Regions from separate parts of the Mus musculus genome. Here region 1 is linked to region 2. Evidence: chromatin loops called from intact Hi-C (ENCODE). Cell type or tissue: heart. All regions are shown on one strand. Each heading gives the region's core, and the rest is flanking DNA. Links, peaks and the distances in the headings are about the cores only.

Region 1 (7,041 bases), core at 1,673-4,172, 250 kb before region 2:
TCTTTAAAGGTAAACAAAACAAAAATCCAAAGTAAAAATGTATAAATACAATATATATTTTCTTACAAAAATGGGAGATTTACAAAATATACATACTGCACTGTCTCTATTTTACAAATTTCACATGCACTTAAAGAGATAAAACACAAAAGATGCCAAACCTGTGTAGTGGCAGCTTAAAAAAATTCTGACAGGTGAGATCACTTTGAAAGTTTAAAAAATACAAGATCACTTTAATTGTAAAAGCAGCTCCATTCAACTGAACAGGACACATATGAAGTAATCTGTCCTCCCGACAATCCCCCCCTGGCTGGCATTAAAAACTGCTCTGAGAAACTGAAGAACATTGCAAAATTGGAGGACAGTCAGTGTCAAAGGTAGGGTAAAGGTCAACTCCCATGATGCTCTGCTCAGCTTTACATTATGCCAAAGAACCAGACTTCTATTGCAGGGAAAAAAAGAGAAGTACACGATTTAAGATTAATAAATGTAAGTCTTCTAGCACATTTCAAAGAACTCCAGAATCACTTTGAAGTTCACCTTCCCTTAATGACTTTCTTGAAACCTGACTCAAACTCTCCTCTTCCTTCGCTATCATTCCTCTTGCCCTCGCCTCATGCAACCAGAGAGAGAAAGGGTCAGCTCATGTGTCTGATAGATAGATGTTTACATCTCTAGAACAAGAAAATGAGGGCAAAATGCTTTTAAACCTTTAAGTTAAAATTTTTGTCTTTTATCTTTACTAATGTGAGCGTTATGTCTTGAAAGATACAAATTAGGAAGGGGAGCCAGGCCTGGTGGACCATGCCTTTAATCCCAGCAATTGAGAGGCAGAGGCAGGTGGATGTCTGTGAGTTCAAAGCCAGCCTGCTCTACAGAGCCAGTTCCTGGATAGTCAGGGCTACACAGAGATACCCTGTCTGGAGGAAAAACAAAACACAACAAAACAAAAACAGCAAAAATCCCAAATTGGACGGAAGGAAGGGGGCAGAAAAATCAAAATTTGGGTTATGGGGGCGTAGAATGGGAGGAGATTTCATTAAGCAAACGAGTCTATTAGATCATGTGTTCTGAATTAAATCTGTTTAAAACAAATAACAAAACTCCTAGCATTTCCTTTATCCAAGTCAGAACGTGTGCCTGAATGGGTATGAAAGCTGCTCTTCACTCTTCCTTAAAAAGGAATGTTTATCTCAACCAAATTAACAACCAAAGGAAAACCTCGGATTTCTGTGGCTTTGCCTGTAAAAGCTGCTGGCTTCACAGTTAGGCCTTTCCTCAGGGAGACACTTTTGTTTCCCGCTTTGTCTCTTACAACAAAGACAAGGGGGGTGGGATGGGGTGTGTGTGTGTGTGAATGCGTTCCTGTTTTGAAAAGCAACAAGTCATGACTTTTTTTCAGGGTATGAAACCAAATAAAACATTCTTTTTCTCTCTGCCTTCCCTAGAAAATGAAAAAGTAGCAACAAATTAAAAAGTAGCAGACTGTATCTCCCACTCGCCTTCTTGGCCTCCTCTTGAAAACCAACTTCACGCTAGGACTCTAGCAGGCAGGGCCCGGCCTTCCAAATGCTTATTTTACTAGACTTGAAAGGAGTAGGGAAGGAAAAGCAGGCGGGAGGGGGCCCGGGAGGAGGACTGTAAGGTCTGACCCTGGAAATTAACCCATCTGGGCTCCAGTTTGGCCCCAGTGAAAAGAGATTATGGTTTGACCACCACTTGACAAGGGCACCGCAGGAGGTCCCCCCCATCTTGGCCACAAAGCCTAGGCTACAGACAGAGCGGTATCACCCTCCCCTCCCAGCCCCCCTTCACTAGAGTGAGAACAACCACTTGCCTTGCAGCAGGGGATTGGACTCACAGCCCTGGCTCATCTCTGGCGCCTGAAAACCTCACCAGTCTCTCTCTCTGCTGGTCTCAACCTTTCCCTTAGGCCCTAGCCGGTCCATATCTTTCACAGTTAGCATCGTCCTGCAAGTCTTAGCCAGAAGTCTTTTCGGCCACTGCCTTTGCCTTTTTTCATCTGGGCCTCCTCTCAAAACCATCTCTCGCCCCAAATCTCTTCTCACCTCCAAATAACTTCTCACTTCCAGGTTAAAGCTCAGTGGAGGGGGCAGGTAGCTTACGGAAACAAGCCCCCACCCAGCAGTTCTCTCCCTACCATGCCTCTCCTCCTGTAAAAGGGTAGAAGAGGCAAGGGTGGGTAAGGACCGGGGCTCATACCGCAGTTTCCCCCTTGCTGCTGTGGCTGAGTCTGTGGTAGAAGCGACGCCATGACTGCAGGGTCTTGCCCGACCAGATCCAGAAGCCCGTAGTGATGCCCACGATCATGGTCATCAGGTACTTGATCATGAAGACTGTAAAGTCGGGGCTCATGGGAGAGAAGTGGCCCGGAGGGCAGGGCACAGCGTAGCTCTTGCAAGTCTGCAGGAGCCAGGTGCGTTCCCAGTGCTCTCGGAAGGCCTGCTCATAAAAGTAGCAGGCCAACACGATGGTGGCCGGCACCGTGTAGAGCACGCTGAAGACGCCGATGCGCACCATCAGCTTCTCCAGCTTCTCTGTCTTGGTGCCGTCGTGCTTCATGATGGTGCGGATGCGAAAGAGAGACACAAAGCCGGCCAACAGGAAGGACGTCCCGATGAAGAGGTAGACGAACAAGGGCGCCAGCACGAAGCCCCGCAATGCATCCACACTAGACAGGCCCACGTAGCACACTCCACTGAGTAGGTCACCATCCACCTGGCCCATGGCCAAAATGGTGATTGTCTTGACCGCTGGCACAGCCCACGCGGCCAGATGAAAGTACTGCGAGTTGGCCTCGATGGCCTCGTGGCCCCACTTCATGCCAGCTGCCAGGAACCAAGTGAGGGACAGAATGACCCACCAGATGGAGCTGGCCATACCGAAGAAGTAAAGCACCATGAAGAGGATGGTGCAGCCCTCCTTCTTGGTGCCCTGCGCCACCGTGCGGTAGCCATCGTCCGAGAAGCGCTCCACGCACACGGCACGGTCCTCTAGCAGGAAGCCTGCCACGTGCGCCACTGCCACCATGAAGTAGCAACCCGACAGGAAGATGATGGGTCGCTCTGGATAGCTGAAGCGACGCATGTCCACTAGGTAGGTGAGCACCGTGAAGAGCGTCGAGGCGCAGCACAGCACTGACCACACACCCACCCAGAGGCGGGCGAACCGTCTCTCCTCTTCTTTAAAGTACATGAGGCCGTTAGCACGGCCCGGCTCACACGGGGCACCGCAGTCACGCTCACCTAGGAAGCGGTAGCCCAGGTAGGGGGGCACCTTGAGCTGGCGCGGACACGAGAAGGGGAAAGACAAGCGGCCTCTGCCATCTGAGGGGGACATCGCAGTGAAAGGTGGGTCTGGCAGGTAGGGAGCAGTAGGGTAGGCGGTGGGACTGCCGCCCGCGCCCCCGGAGCCGTCGGACGTGTTCTGCCCCACGCAGATCTCGCCGGCACCGTGCACTGGGAAGTTCTCGCAGCGCAACCGCTCTGGCCACTGGAAGCCGAACTTGTTCATGAGCGCCTCGCAGCCCTGTCGGGCGCGCTCGCACAAGGAACGGCACGGAGGAATGGCTTGGTCGAGCACGGTGCACACGGGTGCGTACATAGAGCATAAGAAGAAGCGTAGCTCAGGAGAACACTGCACCTTTACCAGAGGGTAGAACTGGTGCACCTCGAGGCCCGCGTCCTCTTGGTTCGTGTGGCCCAGCAGGTTGGGCAGGATGGTCTGGTTGTAGGCGATATCCGTGCACAACGGGATGGAGATGGGCTGGCAGAAGCCGTGGTCCGGTACCGAGATGCCTTTCTCGCCGTGATATGGCTGAGCCCGGGTGTCCGTGGGCAGCGCGCCCAGAAGAGCAAGCACCAGGGCGCAGAGGCCCAGGGGCGAGTGCGACGCCGCCGTGCCGGGGCCCCGCATCGCCGGTCGCGAGTGCAGCGGCGTTCTCAGCTGGAGGAAAAAGACGAGGCGCTGGGGAGAGGCTTGGATACAGGGAGGCGCCGCCGCGCCCGGCGCATGAGAGTCCTCCCGGCGCCGGGGCCGGGCCGTGGGCGGCGCGGAGCCGAGGGTGCTAGGGTGCCTGCACAGCGGGGGCGAGGCCGCCAGCCGAGGGGGCGCCGCAGCCGCCTCCGCGTGGCACTCACGCAGCCGCCGGAGGTTCAAACTCCTGGGCCTGGAGTGGGGGATCGAGGGAAGGGGTGTCGCCTTACCCTCCCCGCCGAGACGTAACGGTGCGGCTTTCTCTGCGGCGACGAGCAACAAGCTTCTCCGGTTACCCTTCAAAGTTTGCCCAAGTTTCTCGAGCCCCGGGCGCACGCCGATACGCACGTCCCCTAAACCGAGCCAGGCCTCCGCCAGGCCAGCGCCCTGCGTCCCTGCCTGCTCGCCCCGGCCGTCGCCTCGGTGGTGCTGCTCCGCCTTCTCTCCTTGAGGCCCCGCGGGCCACTGCAGCCGCCTCTTCTGATTCTGGAGCCTCCTTCAGTCCTAGGAAGGTCGGCCCCAAGTTTCAAGTCAAATGGCTCGTTCTCGCTTTGAGTCTGATCGGTGCTCGGGAGGTAAGAGCTGGACAAGCTGGTTTTGGAAACGGAGTTGCACGGAATCCGAAGCGCCGAGGCCCCTGCACCCGCGGCCTGCCTGCACCCGGCCTCTCCTGCCCCGCGCAGTCCCAGCCCGCGACTCTCCGCGTCCAGCACCGCCCGCCAGGGAAGGAGCGCGGAGTAACGCCTGGGAGCCGCACTGGTGGCTAGAAGAAGCGTCGGGCTTGCAGGGCTGCGGGCCGCCCCGCCCCCTCCCCTCCCCCCATTCACAAACCACTCCGGGGGCGGGCCCCGAGCCCTCTGGACATCCAATAGCGCGCTTTGTTTTCTCTGTGGACCTGTTCCGATTGGGTGGAAGTCGGAAGGGGCGGCCGAGGAAACAAGGAAGGCGGTGCTTAAAGAGCTCTGGGCGGATTCCTGAGGGGAGGGGCGGGGGACTGAGAGAAAAGTTAGGAAAAACTTTTACCCAGAATTTGCTCAAGGGAGAAAAAAACGCACCAGAAAGGGAACTTGCCTGTAAGATTGGTTCCTCTTCCGGGTACCCTAAAATACACATTTCCGAACAAAAGGGGGCATTCGCCGAAGGCTTTGGGGAGAAGCTGAGAATAGTACAGCACCAGGGCAGAAAGACGTGACCCGGAGTCACGTTAGCCTTGCCTGGCAGGCGAGGGCGGGAGAATTTTGGTTAGCATCAGTATGAGTCGAGAAAGGGGTGCGACTAAGAATCGTTTTTTCTTCCCCTACCCCAACCGACCACGTGAAGGCACAATTCCCTCTCCCTCCCCCAGTTACAAAAAAGGGGGGCATCCTGGAGGGAGAAACCCGAGTCGGCCGAGGGGCGGACTTGTGGCGGGAGGAAGTGCAGACCCTCGGAGGAGAAGGCCCAGAGCTGGGGATCCGCTGCACACACGAGCCTGCCACCCCTCCCGGACATACTGCTGGGAGCCTGGGGAGCCCAAGAGGCTCTTTTTTTTTTTTTTTTTTTTTTTTAACTCCAAGGCAGCTCTGGGGGAATGCTTATGAAAGTAACCTGAGACCGAGGGCCTCGGAACTCTGTACGATTTACAGAGCGCCTTCGGTTGCCCCGTTTTCCTTTTTTTTTTCTGAGGTGTGTGGCCTTCAGGGACCCCTTCTTCGTTGCAGAAGCAACCATTTGATCTTTCCATTTGGAATCTACATAGAAATGTTTTAACGCGCGTTAGAAAGCAGGGCATTTGCTAATTAAAGGGCTTTCGAGACACAAAGAGGGGTTATTTTCCTTGTGGGGTAGCATTTTCTGATTGGCAAGCTTTCTTTTGTTCTTGGTCAAATCTTAACCCCGCTCCAGGCACTGGGCGCTCGTGCGCGTTGTCTGATTGCCCCGACCGGTCAGAAGTTACTAAGGGGCCTCTGCCCTCTCACAGGAGCCAGCAAGAAATATCATGAATACTATGAATTCCCATGCAGGAAAGTGACAAGTTGAATCGTTGAATCTGTCTCTGCAATCATTTTAAACGTTTTTTTCCTGGCTGAGTCCTTCTGCCTGTCTCACTTGGGTGCTGGGGTTTGAGGAGATTTTGAATAGGTCGAATGTTGAATGCCGGCAGAAGTAACTCCCTCTGGTATACAGTTTCTCCATCTAGGAAAAGGTTGATTCTGAAATCTAAGACAGTTAATTAATTGGATTCCCTTTTCTCGATGACCTGGGCTCCTTTTAATTCTTTTATTTACTTTACCTCAGAGGTTCATTGAGCCCCTTCCTTCCACTTTAGAGTTCTTCATCTTTTGTGCTCCTGTTAATGTTTCTGAAGAGCCCAGCTCCATGGAACAAGGTGGTGTCAGACAGTTGACATACTCCATCTGACCAGTTTCCTTCTAAGCTCAGTTTACCCTTCACACCAATCCCCAGCCCCCTTTAGAGTATCTGCCTCAAAGTAATAAAGATGAATAAGCAACGTTTTCCTTTTTAAAAAATATACAGTCTTCAAGACCTCATCTTCTGCTTTCTAAATTATTGTTCCTATTACCTTCAGCTGTGCTGTGTTGATATTTGTGGGAAGATGTTTAAGACACTGGGGGCTGTTTTGCTTTGTCATTGAAAGTGTGGGTGGTGGAGTTTAGATTCCTTCTCCCCACTGAGGTTCAAGATGCCCTCCTTTTTAAGACAAAAATGTCATGCTCATACATCAGATCACTGACCTAACTCATATCTGCTAATTGAGGGAGAAATACCAAGCAGTGTCAAAAAATATGAAAGCGGACAGGATAGAGCACTGCCTCAAATACAGCGGAAACCAGCCAGCGGATGAGCTGCTCATCCTTAGAGTCCCAGACAGCTCTGATGTTAGGCAATAGGAATAATGATGTAGCAAGAGGGGGTGAGATGAGCCGGTATAGGAAGAAATGAAATAGTTCTAAAGCAGTCTATGCACGAGGTACAGGAAACCCATCCTAAATGAGATGTCACAGAGGTGAGTCCTTTCTCTCTGTCCCAGGCAGAGAAGAGCAA
Region 2 (7,041 bases), core at 1,514-4,013:
CAACTAATGCTGCTGCTCTCATGGGTATGGATGTGAGGCCTTTCACTAGAGAAGGGGCAATCTACCAGTGGCTATGTTCCCAAAGAAAAATAAATCTCTCCCCCTCAGTAGCCACCAGCTTCCAATAGATCTTAGGTGGAACCTTATGTGCCCTCCCCAGTCAGTGCTAAAGTTCTGTTTTGATCTTGGGCAGGGAACCACAGCTGCTGTGAGTTCAGGAATGCCACCAGGTGTCTAGAAGAGCCTTTCACAGCATCCTCCCCACCTGCAGACTCTCTTGTTCTTTCTGCCTCTTCTGCTCCTTGCAGGGCAGATGGTGATAGAGACATCCTTCTTAGAGTGAACATTCAATAGTCACTTATTCTCAGCATTTGGACCTCATTGCATCTCAGCATCTGTTCCTCACTGCAAAGAGAAGCTTCTCTTATCTAAGAGAACCACTAAGCTAGAGGTATAAACACAAATACTTAAGGCAGGTTTTTGACAATCAGGAAAACAGCACTAGTAGATTTCCTTTAGGGCTTATGACCTTTGCAGCCATGGGCTTTATAGTATGAGGAATGAATTCCCTCCATTGGAGCAGGTCTCAACTCAAACTAGAAAACAGTTGGTTATACCCTAAACAGCAATGCCACTACTACCCCAGGGGCATATCTTGCCCGGCAAGTCTGTATTGTAGCATGCATGGTTCTGTGATGAGTAAGACAATTATTATCTTTTCTCCTGAAGTGGAGAAATAAAATAAAATAAAATAAAATAAAATAAAAACTGTCCTGACACCTTGAGAACTAGCTGCTAGGGAATACGTTTCCTGATGAATTCCTGATGAGTTTCATTTCTTGTGATGAAAGTGTATAGTGTCAGGCTGAAGAGATGGCTCAGCAGTTAAGAGCACTGACTCTTCCAGAGGTCCTGAGTTCAATTCCCAGCAACCTCATGGTGGTTCACAACCATCTTTAATGCCCTCTTCCGGTGAAGACAGTGACAGTGTACTCACATACACGAAATAAATAAATCTTTAAAAAAAAAAGTGTATAGTGTCTTACCATCTTGTTACTGTGAGTGGCAACCAAGAGCAATGCCAGCAGTCTGGTTGTTTTGGGGACATTCTTAAACCTATTTTTCCAGGGCTGAATATACACTTTATAAGGATAGATGTGTGTGATGGTTTGTATATCCACAGGGAGTGGCACCATGTAGAGGTGTGGCCTTGTTGGAATAGGTGTGACCTGGTTGGAATGGGTGTGTCACTGTGGGTGTGGGCATAAGATCCTTACCCTAGTTGCCTGGAAGTCAGTCTTCCACTAGCCGCCTTTGGATGAAGACATAGAACTCTCAGCTCTGCCTGCACCATGCCTGCCTGTATGCTGCCATGCTCCCACCTTGATGATAATGGCCTGAACCTCTGAATCTGTAAGCCAGCCCCAATTAAATGTTTGTTTGTTTGTTTGTTTGTTTTAATTTTATAAGACTTGCCTTGGTCATGGTGTCTGTTCACAGCAGTAAAACCCTAAGACAATGTGATATTCATCACTCTTTATATTTCTGAAAGGCCACATGGGTGATACAAAGTATGCTAAAATAACATAACTAAGCATCTAGCTACACAGAGAAACCCTGTCCTGAAAAACAAGAACACAAAACAAAACACAAATAAATGGAGGTAGAATGTTAGGTTGCAAAGGAGGTGAGGTAGAAGAAAAATAACTAAAAACAAAACCACAGAGACTTATTTTATTGAGGAGAAAGATGAGGGGTTGCATTCATTTTTTTTAAAAAAGCGGGTGAGTCTCAAAATGGATAAGAAGGGTGATGCCTTAATTCCAGGGCCAGGATTAGCCTGAGAGGACAAAACGTTTCTTTTCAGGACAGGAAAAGGAAGACTTCAGTTGCAGGTGGATACTTTGGTAGCAGCTAGAGGGAATGAAGGAAGTTCACCTCTGGGAGTCTCTCTTGCCTCAGAACTGTAGATGAAGACATTTATTTTTCATTTTTATCAAAGGAGGCGGGCAGGGTAGAGCTCAGTAAGGGATTGAGAGCTCCCGAGGGCAAGGTTACCTGGGGAGAGAATTAGGAGATAAGATCTTAGTGTATAAATGACTGGTGTAGGCTCCGAAATACTTTGGCCACACGGATGTCTCAGCTGAAGCTGTGTGACCATCCTGAGAGGAGTGAAGATATTCTGAGGAGAGACACGTGTGCCCCTCCTTTTGACTAGTGGACTAACAGGATAATGGGCCCCAAAGAACTAGATTTCCTCAAGAGTCTCACTGGAGAAGGAAGAGATTGGGTTTCTGGGTGCAAACCATCAGGAGAGCTTGGTTCTTAGTTCTGACAACTTGTCAGTTTGCTTTGCAGGACCAACCAAGATGTGTTTACCATGGGCAAGATCACACCTTGAGCCTTCTACTTATGTCAAGGCTCCAAAGATAGACTTAGGGGGTTTACTGAACCAGCCCCTTAGTTCTTTTTCCTAGTGCAGTCTCATTGAATAAATTTCTTTCACTGTTGTCTTTTTTAGCTGTGTTATGGAGGACAGGTAGCTTGTTAGGGCGGCCAGAGTCCAGGCTTCATTAACTGCAGGACATCCCTGGTTTGTACCATTTGGTGGCGCCATTCTCAAGGCTGTACACTTTTCTGTTCTAGCACTGAAGTTGATAAGGCTCTGGTGAGAGACCCTGAGTTGGAGGAACCAGTTGGGAATTTGTACGCAGGGGCATTCGATTCGGGGAATATATCTATCTTTAATGAGTAAATAAATGTAACTCTGTAGGTTCCGCGATGCACACTCTGTAGCAGCAGATTTCTCTCTGGCTTGTGTTCTGAGAGCATCTGTTACACAAAACATTCAAGGGAGCACTTAGGGGTGCAGCGGGAGGATTGCGACCGTGACAAGTATGGATGGTAGTGAGACTAAGAAGCAAGCAAAAACAATTTTAACGCTGTATATTGAGGAGCCCTGAGGAAATAGTTTCTTCCTACTCTTTACCGTTTAAGGTGGACACGCGGCAAAGGCACACTCGGGAAGAGATGACGTCATGCAGCTTAAAGGTAGCTCGTATTTTCACTTTTGTTATTTCTCTTGAGACACGTTCTCAAGGCTGGCCTCGAATTCCTGATCCTGCTGCCTTCATCTCACAAATGTTGGGATTACAGACGTGTGCAGCCATGTTCTGATAGGTAAGATTTTCTCTTCATTTCTCGCAGTTTGAGGAGGTAACAAAACTTGCAGTAGTTTCCATCCTCAAGCGCGGCCTATCGTTACCATGGAAACGCTTATTGAGTTAGGTCCTTTCACTGAGTCTTCGGTTGCTTCTAAAGTGCGCCCGCCCTAGGACGATTGGTTCTGCCCTGACTGAATGGTTTGCCTGCAGTCACTGATGCGTTCGGAGCAATCTTGATCCCTGTCGGACGCCGTCACCGGCTCTTGCCTAGCTCCACCCATTCTGCGGGCCCGCCTCTCCAGCCCGCCGCCGGAGGCCCCGCCCCTACCTGGAGGCCCCGCCCCCATGAATCAGCTGATCTCGCGTACCCGCGGTGCAGTCGGGCTCGCGCCGGGAGAAGAGCGCGGAGCTGCGGGAGCGTCAGGTGAGCCCGCGCGGGTCCGGGCGGTCCTTGGGTTCGAAGGCGGGTCGGCGGAGGTGCGGGAGCGCGCTGGGCTGGCCTGCGGGGACGGCGCCTGCCTGTGAAGAGCTCCGGACGTGGTGGCTCGGCCCGGGTCCCACCCTCCGGGTCCCAGCGCCCCACTGCCGTGGTCGGAGCTGTGTGGCATTCCTTCGGGTCCCCTCTTCCCGCCTCCACCCACGCTGCTTACGCCCATCCGCTCAGAGGGTTTTTTGAATGCCCACAGTGGGCGCCCAGCTGGCTAGACAGTGAACCTTGCTGAGTGTCCTAGGTGGGTTTGCCCCAGGATGCATATCGTGGGGAAAAGTGAAGGGGGGCGGGGAGGGTCTGTGGTTTGAAACAGCGTTTGCTGAAAATGAAAAGGACTTTGGTATTAATCAGTGGTAGTTTGACCAAATCCCTAAATGTATCAAGTCATCAAAGGAATCATCGTGAAGACAGGAAAGAACACTGGAGCGATCTTGAGGAAATGGTCCTCACATTGATGTTGGTCCTCCAGGTAACAGGGCTATTTGCAGACAAGCAACTGTAGATTTGTAGAGGCAAGCTACTGTTTAGTACTTCTGTGGTTACCAAAGAGGGAAAACACACTGGTTGAATTGGGTGGTCAAGAGCAGCACTTTCTTATAGATTAACTGACTGCTGTACCCAAATTAAGGTTGTTACTCTGTTGTTCTTATATTTGTATCTGTTTTTTAAATGACTGTCAAGGATAAACTTGTGTGATGTAGGTTTATTTGGAGCAGGTACAAAAATGCAAAAAAACAGTAGGCCATACTTTTTTGTTTTTTATCATATACCTGTATGTATTAGTGTTCTCTAGAGTCACAAAACTTATGAAATGTATATATTAAGGGAATTTATCATAGTGATATACAGTTTACAGTCCAACTAGCCCAACAACGGGAATGGGAAGTCCAAGAATCTAATAGTTGCTCAGTCCCACGAGGGTAGTTATTTTAGCTGGTCTTCTGGATAAGCTGGAATCCTGAAGAAGTAGGTTCCAATAGATTCGATGGCAAAGGAGTGCAGGCAGGCAAAGGAGAGAGAGCCTTCCTTCTTCCAATGTCCTTATGTAGGCCTCTAGCAGAAGGTGTGACCCAGATTAAAGGTGTGTGCCATTACCCCTGGATTTGGAATTTGCTTTGTCCCAGGCTAGCCTTGAACTCGGAGATCTGCTTGCCTCATTCTCCTGGGATTAAAGGCGTGTTCTACTTTGCCTGGGCCTAAGCTTTTCATGACCACTATGCCTCAAGACTTGTGTTGTCCCATGTCAAGATGTGGGTCAAAAGCCTGTGTAGTCTAGCCTCAAGATCTGGATCACAGGTGAGCCATCCATTTCTGCATTGTAGTTTGTTCCAGATGTAGTCAAGTTGACAACCAGGAACAGCCATCACAATGTGTTAGGTAATGAAATCAGTGAAAGATTTCTTGTTTACTTTATATTTTTGGTTCTTTAGCCTATAGTAGTACTAGACAGGTAATTTGGGAAGAAAAATTAAATAATGTTTAAAAACTACATTCATCTATTTAGATAATGTTTGATTTGTAGTTTGGGCCAGTGTTGAACTCTCATCCTCCTGCTTTAGCTTCTGGGCTGCTGGGATTACAGGTGTCCCACCGTACATACCCCAACTTTGGGCAGTTGGACAGTCTTTAACTCACTGTGTAGCCCAGTCTGGCCTAGAACTTGTGGAGATCTTCTTGCCTTAGTATCCCAAGTACAAGTGGGCTTTGCCATACAAAGAGTGAATTGTAATATTTTAACCTTCTGTTTAGTAATAGAGGCATAGTGGTAATTCCTAGGCTTTGGATCTAGAAATACCTTGAACATCTTTCTTTGAGCCTCTTTGCCTCAGTTTCCTTATCTCTGCACTGGACTTTTCTGGTATTAGTACCTACATGTATGGTTTATGTATCATTTATTACTATGCCTGGACCCTCAGAAATGACCAATATATATTAGCTCTTTATAGTTAACAACTTTCTTTTAGTATATCATGAGCCAGGCTCCATAGTGACCTTTTGTTTTTTAAAAGTAGGAAAGAAATTTTGAATGAAGCGGAGTTACGTTTATTTTTTTTGAAAGATTTATTTATTTATTTAATGTATATGAGTACACTGTAGCTGTCTTCAGACACACCAGACGAGGGTATCAAATCCAATTACAAATGGTTCTAAGCCACCATGTGGTTGCTGGGAATTGAATTCAGTCCTCTAGAAGAGCAGTCAGTGCTCTTAACCACTGAGCCATCTCTTCAGTCCCAGAGTTGGGCTTATCAAGAAAAGGTTATAACACAGATTTAAGCACTGGCATGAACAGAGTGTGGGAGAGTGACAGGTAAGAAGGTGGTAGCAAGCACCCTAATGAGGTACAAGCTTCCCTGTCTATAGTCAGCAATAGATAGTAGGACTCTACAGTGGACACAAGCTTCTCTATTGTCAGTCTCTGATAGAACAACTATAGTCATTTCAGATATAATTTTATAATTTGTATTTAAAAGAAAAAATTATTTCAAGCGAATCTCTAGTAACTTTGGTATTTCATAAAGGCATTTTAATATGGAAAATATGCTGATATAATCTACACCTAGTTAAAATTTATTACTTCATAAATTATGGCTAGTATTGGCAGATATGGAGTTCATAGTTAAGAAAATTCAAAGCTGTTTCATAATGTTAAAATTTGAAAGCCTGGGCCAGTGAGGTGGCTCAGTAGGTAAAGGTACTTGTCACCAAGCCTGATGACTTTAGTTCAGTCCTGAAATCCACGATAAAAGGACTGAACTGACTGCTGTGAGTTGGCCTCTGACCTACACACACACACACACACACACACACACACACACTAATAAATGTAACACCTTTTTTTGAAAACATAGTAGCCTATAGTAGTACTAGACAGGAAATTTGGGAAGAAAAATTAAATAATGTTTAAAAACTACATTCGCCGGGCGTGGTGGCACAAGCCTTTAATCCCAGCACTCGGGAGGCAGAGGCAGGTGGATTTCTGAGTTCAAGGTCAGCCTGGTCTACAGAGTGAGTTCCAGGACAGCTAGGACTATACAGAGAAACCCTGTCTCGAAAAACCAAAAAAAAAAAAAAAAAAAAAAAAAAGCTACATTCATCTATTTAGATAATATTTCATTTGTAGTTTGGGCCAGTGTTGAACTCTCATTCTCCTGCTTTAGCTTTTGGGCTGCTGGGATTACAGGTGTGTCCCACCGTACATACCCCAACTTTGGGCAATTGGACAGTCTTTACTCTTTTTTTTTTCTTGGATAATTTCTTTATTTTCATTTCAAATGTTTTACCCTTTCCAGGTCTCCCATTTGGAAACCCCTTATTCCTTCCCCCCCCCCCCCCACCTCTGTCTTTATTTTTAAGTGAAGAGACTAGTGAAAATATTGCTGGAAT

The links. A loop is a pair of places that touch in the nucleus more often than their neighbours do. Peaks named below come from ENCODE experiments on the same cell type or tissue, not always from the same donor. Only the 100,000 strongest peaks of a DNase experiment are listed, where the experiment ranks them.
Region 1: a loop joins it to region 2, with 2.4 times the contacts of the local background. A loop is called at or near these places in 4 of 42 quality-filtered maps.

The regions. Positions count from the first base shown.
Region 1 is chr1:59,479,855-59,486,895 of GRCm38, reverse strand. It overlaps Fzd7 (frizzled class receptor 7), which reads right to left and starts at 4,749. Exons shown (of 1, transcript NM_008057.3): 1 at 1-4,749. The coding sequence starts at 3,936. The coding sequence ends at 2,218. In heart, for the core only: CTCF peaks have their summits at 2,772 and 2,971; DNase peaks (open chromatin) are centred at 2,895, 3,325 and 3,995; H3K4me3 peaks cover 2,500 bases; H3K27ac peaks cover 2,500 bases; H3K27me3 peaks cover 1,559 bases.
Region 2 is chr1:59,233,702-59,240,742 of GRCm38, reverse strand. It overlaps Als2 (alsin Rho guanine nucleotide exchange factor), which reads left to right and starts at 3,512. Exons shown (of 34, transcript NM_028717.6): 1 at 3,512-3,588. Gm33667 (predicted gene, 33667) reads right to left here and starts at 3,388. Exons shown (of 2, transcript NR_168353.1): 1 at 2,990-3,388; 2 at 1,721-2,058. In heart, for the core only: a CTCF peak has its summit at 2,609; DNase peaks (open chromatin) are centred at 2,662, 2,932 and 3,452; H3K4me3 peaks cover 1,677 bases; H3K27ac peaks cover 1,332 bases.